Linked DNA regions of Homo sapiens: region 1 is linked to region 2. A link is an interaction called in ENCODE POLR2A ChIA-PET data of the cell type or tissue named here. Cell type or tissue: CD4-positive, alpha-beta T cell. All regions are shown on one strand. Links, peaks and the distances in the headings refer to the core of each region. The heading gives the core; the rest is flanking DNA. Region 1 overlaps BBX (BBX high mobility group box domain containing). Region 2 overlaps BBX (BBX high mobility group box domain containing).

Region 1 (2,927 bases), core at 95-2,594, 70 kb after region 2:
GATTTATCTATATTATTAGAAAGTATTTTATTAAAATAGTTTTGAATAGTTTCATTCAGATTCAGGTCTTGCTTGAATAACAATATTCATTTTGTCTCGTAGTTTGTATTTGAAATTTAAAAATTGAAATGTTTAAATGGATCTGTAATTTTGATGAAAAAGAAGTGAGCAATGAATCTGTTTTCTTGAATATTTTCTAGTATTTATCTTAGCTATAAAAATTTACATTTCCAAAAGCCTGACTAGGTTTTATTAAATTTGAAAAATAAGTCGCTGATTGTTTTTGTAAAAACAATGGAACAGAAAGTAGAGCAGCTGCACTTTAATATTGATATTTATTTTGAGGAATTGGGACCCTTCTAGGAAGCTCACCTACATATTATGTTGTTGAAAATTACTAAATATGGTTTTCTTCTTCTATGCAAGTGCCAAACTGTTTTCTCCCAGCAAATCTTAACTCAGAATCTGTGTGTTTCTTTTGTGCTCAGCCAGTGGACACTACTCCTTTTTCCTGTGCTAGCCAAGCACTGTGTCTCATTTGAATGATGACATTATTGCCCTTAGGTTAAGGTCTGTTTTGAACTTAGAGGATTCTTGGCTGCCCTTTTCATCCATTTATGGTTATTTCCTGTTAACTTAACCCCTACACAGCACGTATAGATGTGTGTTTCTTATAATCAGGTTGATGGCAGTATTATTTCTATGAGCCCGGAGCTGCTCAATAAACATTGGGCTTGCGTTTTCATCCCTTAGTAACCAGCTACCTGCTAAGAACCACTCTGGACCTAAGAAAGTTCATGCTCTGGAACTCTGAGTCAGAGAACTAATAGAGCTCTGTGCCAAGGCAGGAGTGGGTCTGATTTTCACTGAATGGAGTCATCCAGTCAGCTGTTTCTTCAAAATTAAAGCTCATGGAGACAGCCTTTCTTCTTCACTCATTGGAGCTTAATCAAGATTGATTTGAGTACGTTTCCTTTTCTTTCAATCTTTAAAAAATGTGCCGGAGACTTTTGTTGATTTGTTTGAAATTATTTGCATTTAAATGGCTTCCAAGACAGTTTTCACGCAAAGGTTCTGGCTCTTATTTTTTGTACTTACTATGGTTGACAAAATCATGATGGGACTGCGTTCTCCTTTTTCTTGATTTATGCTATTGTGGCAACTTCAAAGACAAATAAGGGAGACACCTACTTTTTCCCATCCCCCTCCCACATTCAGAGGTTAAAGTTAAGGATGAACCGTGGACAATGTTAACTTCAGAGATTTAAATCTGTGGTCTTCAATGGGAACTTTAAGACTCCCTGCCTGTAATTAAGAGGCTAGCGATGATGATGATGATGATGATGTGAATATTTCTGAGGTAGAGGTACAATAAGAGGCTGAGTCACAGATTTAAAATTATCATTTGAGATAATAATAGAATAGTGTCACAAGGCAGTTTATGGCTCATGCTGTAGAGAATTAAGAATTTAGAGGAAGGAGATGTTATTTTGCCTAGGATCATATTTGACTTGCATCAAGAGGAAGAGAGAAGGGCCGTTTTAAATAAGGGATCTCTGGACAAATGATAAGAGGCAAAAAAGCACTCCATTGCAGGGAGCTGGGCCTTGAATACATCTTCTGGGATATAGTAAAAGGCAAAGGAAGTTTGAGGCCAGGTTTTGAATATGTGGGTGGGGAGTGAGGTGGGAAGGGGCACAAAAAAGATGCGGAATACCAAACTAAGGAATTAAATTCTAGGAGTAGACCGTAAAGGGCCACTAAAGGGTTTGATTTCAGGGAGTGAAAACCTCAAAGCATGATTCTAAGTAAATCTGATACAGATTAGTTTGAATGGAGATTATCACTTAGAAACTGCTATAGTTATCTCTTGGGTTGAAGTGGTGCCAAAGGGTTTGAAGAGGGAAGGAAATATGCATTTTTAATAGTATAATAGTATGTATACAAGGCAGTATATATGAGGTACTCTAAAAGGGATTTTTCAGATTTATTATCTGTTTCCATTGTCACCATCCTGTGAAGTAGGCCCTAGTCTACTTTTACAGATTAATGAACAGAGGTCCTTAGGTTAGTGGTCAAAATTCATAGCCAGGCCTGACTGCCAAGTCGCCAAGCCTTTTAACACCCCTGCTCTGACTCATGAGCATGGAAATGGAAAACAGATAAACTTTTTAGTTTTTATTTTGAAAATATTACTTTATTAGGAATTATGAAATGGATCCAAATTAGGGTTATATTCATACATATTTTTATATATATTCTTTCATGTATATTAGTACACCTGAGTTTGAATCAGATGTTATGTATTAGACTTAGCTAATTAGATTTAACTATTTCTTATTCACAGCATTTGAGGAAATGCACTTTAAATTGAGAGAAAATGTCAGTTAACAAAATAGATCACTAATACATTTTATTAATGTATCAACTTAAAACATACAGTAAGAGAATACATTTTCTACCAAATAGTAATTTTAATATATTAAGAAATGAAACTGATGTCTTAATTTTCAAGAATAAAAATGAGATTTGTTAAAGGATATAAAATGACAGCTAAATAGCAGGAATAAGTTCTAGTGTAATACTGCTGTTGAATGACTGTAGTTAATAATAATATATAGTTTCAAATAGCTAGAAGGAAGATATTGAATGTTCCCAGCAGGGAGAAGTGATAAATGTTTAGGACAATGGATATGCAATAATTACCCTGATCTGATTACTATACATCGTATGTATTGAAATATCAACACCATAAATATGTATAGCTGTTATATGTCAATTAAAAAATAAAATAAAAATTTCAAAAAGAATAAAAATTATGGAATAAACAGGAATGTTTAGGAAAGAAGAGTTTAGGTTACTTTATTCATTGAAAGCTAGAAAACTTTTTAGTTTCATATTTGTGTTACAAATATAAAAATGTTGAA
Region 2 (2,927 bases), core at 153-2,652:
GGCAAAAGAAGAGTGATTGATTAGGGCCATTCACTTTTTCACCAACAGTATTTCCAATTGTCCCCTTGTGTCCTGCCCAGAGGTTTTGTTTTGTTTTGTTTTGTTTTGTTTTTGGTCCCCTACCCCAAGCAATGCCCCAGAGTGAGAAACTGATGATGGGTGAGCTGTGTGCCTGATTTTGTAAAATGGGAGAATGAGGGGTTTGGGAAAGGGAAGGTAAGATAGGGTAATCTACTCCCCTGGAGCACTCTCAGACAGGTCAGTTTTAGGAGAGGGTACTTGGAAAAGTTGACATGGAAATTGATTTACTACCTGTGTGCCTGCATATCCTTTGGAAAACCATGTGCTTCCAGAAGTTTGCTTATCCCAGTTTGAAGACTATTGTGATAGTCATTGGCGTATTTTGGCATCTTAATTTTTTAATAAGAATTTCTAGGGGGTGTGTGTGTATGTGTCCCTTAAACTTAGAACACTGCTGACCAAGGTAAATTGTTTATGCTGTCTAGGGTAATGTCTTAGGTCTTTGGTCTTGATTGCATCTATGCATCTGTTTATAAATTGTCTTTTCCTGCGCATGAGTCTTTGCAATCCTAATTCTCTGTAAGTTTTCCAGATCAGGAGTGACACTTGAACTACCTGTAGCTTATCCCCCTTTATATCTTGTGCTAGTCTTACTCACATTGACTAGTACTTTGGCAAAGCAGATCTAAAATAGCTTAATATAGGGAACTACTTGCAATTTTGAGTAAACAACAAACAATTGGCCACAGTAAGATTACTTTCTGCTTCCCGGCTTATTTATTTTGGGTGTCAGTTTATAAAATTACAATAGTACAAAAGACTGCAGATATAATTTATATTAATTCTTTAGTTTTACAGAAAATGAAACTAGAGAGGTTATGCCAATTGCCTGAAGTCACATAGGTGGTAGGAAAAAAGTAGAACCTATGTCCCTTAACTCCCAGTATTATAACCTTTGCTACATCACACCTTCTGCTGCCTTTTGGCAGATTGCATTCCTCACCTCAATCCTATTTAATACTATTTCTCTTGAGGACTGATTAGCTTTTAGTGATGCAGCATTATTTTTTAAATGGAAAGGCATTTACTCTCTCATTGAAGACTTTCTCAAAACAAAAATGCTTCTTACCCGCTGGCAGACACTTTCTGCCCCACAATAGGACCCAGCTAGGCAAGCCTGGGGCCCTCTGGCCCCAGGCAGTGACCCTGGGGGAGGAAGGGGATATTAACAGGTCAGAGTAGAGGTGGATTGGCAGAGCGGGGGCTGGTGGGAGGTGGGAAGCTTACATCATTTCCCTGCAACTGGGCTCTGGCGGGGCTGTAAGGCCTTACTTTCCCCTGTGTAATAGTTTACCAGATTGACAGAGATTCATACAAGGAAGGAAAGGTATGGCAGGATGGATGTTCACGCTGTTTATAAATCCTTGCTATTAGATGAAACTGTCAATAAGTAACTAGAAGCAGCCAGTACTGTCTGTGCTTCGCTCTCTCCCCCAGCTGAGTTCCTTTCTGCTCCGCCCCATCCCTGCTCTCTGCTGCTCAGATCAGCTTCCTGCTTCTCATGAAAGCTGTTCCCCTATAAAGCTGGTCTGCTTTCACTGAAAGAATTATATTCATAAGTCTGAGGCTGGTTTTGTGGAAGTATTGTTGGTTTGGTTTCCTTTGGGGGATGAAGGAGGAGGAAACAATTTTTTTTAAAAAAAAAGTGGGGGCAGGCTGAAAGAGCAAAATCATCTTGAATTTTGTTGTCACATCGTGCCGGTGTTATAACCAGCTCTGTAGACTGCCGCACTGAAAACATTTCTGTGAGAGGTATGTGCTTGAAAAATGGAAAGGTGTTGGCTGTGGAACAAACTGCCCGTCCAGCAGCTGCTTAGATGGCTGTAAGGTCGTAATTCTATCTAGTGTTTTGATATGGAAAGGGTAATCCTTACTTGAAACGTAGTACAGTTAACCAGCTTAATGGTAAAAAAGGTTAAATATGTGCTTCGTCCCCACATCAGGACTCCTGAAATGCTGGTTCAGGCTGAAAACGTCTAGTCAAATCCACAGTGTTATTCCAGGCTCTTTTGGTGGCGGTTGTCTGTAAACAAGATGATGATTTTTAATACGTCTCTCATTATTTATGAACCACATGACAAAGATTAATGAGAGACTCCAAGTAGCCTAGAAGCTTCAGATTCATGAGGAGCTTTTTGCACTGACAGATGGCAAAAGTAAAAGGAAATGGGTGATGATTTATTGTAAACTAAAGTGAAAGTTTTAAAGTTTTTAGAGGGTGTGTTACATTTAAGTGGAAAAATCTGGAGGAGCCACTAAAATTTAGAAGCATAGCCTAAAACCATTGATGCCTGACCTATATTAAGGCCAGAAGCCTTTTGAACACACATGCATGTATATTTTCAAAGGAAATTAAGAAATCTTTATACATGTTTTTATTCAGTAGTCAGAGAAAAGTATTAAGAACAAGACTATAACCAATACCTAAGGAAGCATGGAGAACTGTATATTGGTTACTAAGAAGCCACATTGTTCTGTTATAGAAAGTTTTAGAAATGTTTGAAGTAGGAAAATATATAACATTTTATCATGTGCGTTAGATGAGCTACTAGTGGTAGAGACCATTCAAGCTACAAAGTAGTTTCTGCTTGATTTGAATTATTTTATCATGGAAGATACTGGAGAACATTTGAATGTTAGTATGTTTTAAATTTATTTTACAAAACTTGGGAAATTAAATTGTTTAAGTTAATTTACATACAAAGGTGCTGGCACTGTTCTTTTCCACAAAGACAGTAGTGCTTAAATCTTTGAAACCTTTTATTCATGAATAGAATACACTGGCTGTTATAACCCAAGCTATTACAAATTCTTGAGAGTGCGCCATTTAAATTTCGTTTCTTCTC

Evidence for each region. Peaks named below come from ENCODE experiments on the same cell type or tissue, not always from the same donor. Only the 100,000 strongest peaks of a DNase experiment are listed, where the experiment ranks them.
Region 1: POLR2A ChIA-PET joins it to region 2 with 5 read pairs; 7 of 35 experiments call an interaction of 5 or more read pairs at or near these places.

Annotation. Positions count from the first base shown.
Region 1 is chr3:107,667,778-107,670,704 of GRCh38, forward strand. The region is part of intron 3 of BBX (BBX high mobility group box domain containing); the gene reads left to right. Among named protein-coding and RNA genes, the nearest start is that of BBX, 150 kb to the left of the region's middle. In CD4-positive, alpha-beta T cell, for the core only: no CTCF peak of the experiment used is centred there; no DNase peak of the experiment used is centred there.
Region 2 is chr3:107,597,756-107,600,682 of GRCh38, forward strand. All of the region lies in intron 2 of BBX (BBX high mobility group box domain containing), which reads left to right. Among named protein-coding and RNA genes, the nearest start is that of BBX, 76 kb to the left of the region's middle. RefSeq lists an enhancer at 759-1,581. In CD4-positive, alpha-beta T cell, for the core only: no CTCF peak of the experiment used is centred there; a DNase peak (open chromatin) is centred at 1,536; H3K4me3 peaks cover 1,485 bases; H3K27ac peaks cover 1,488 bases.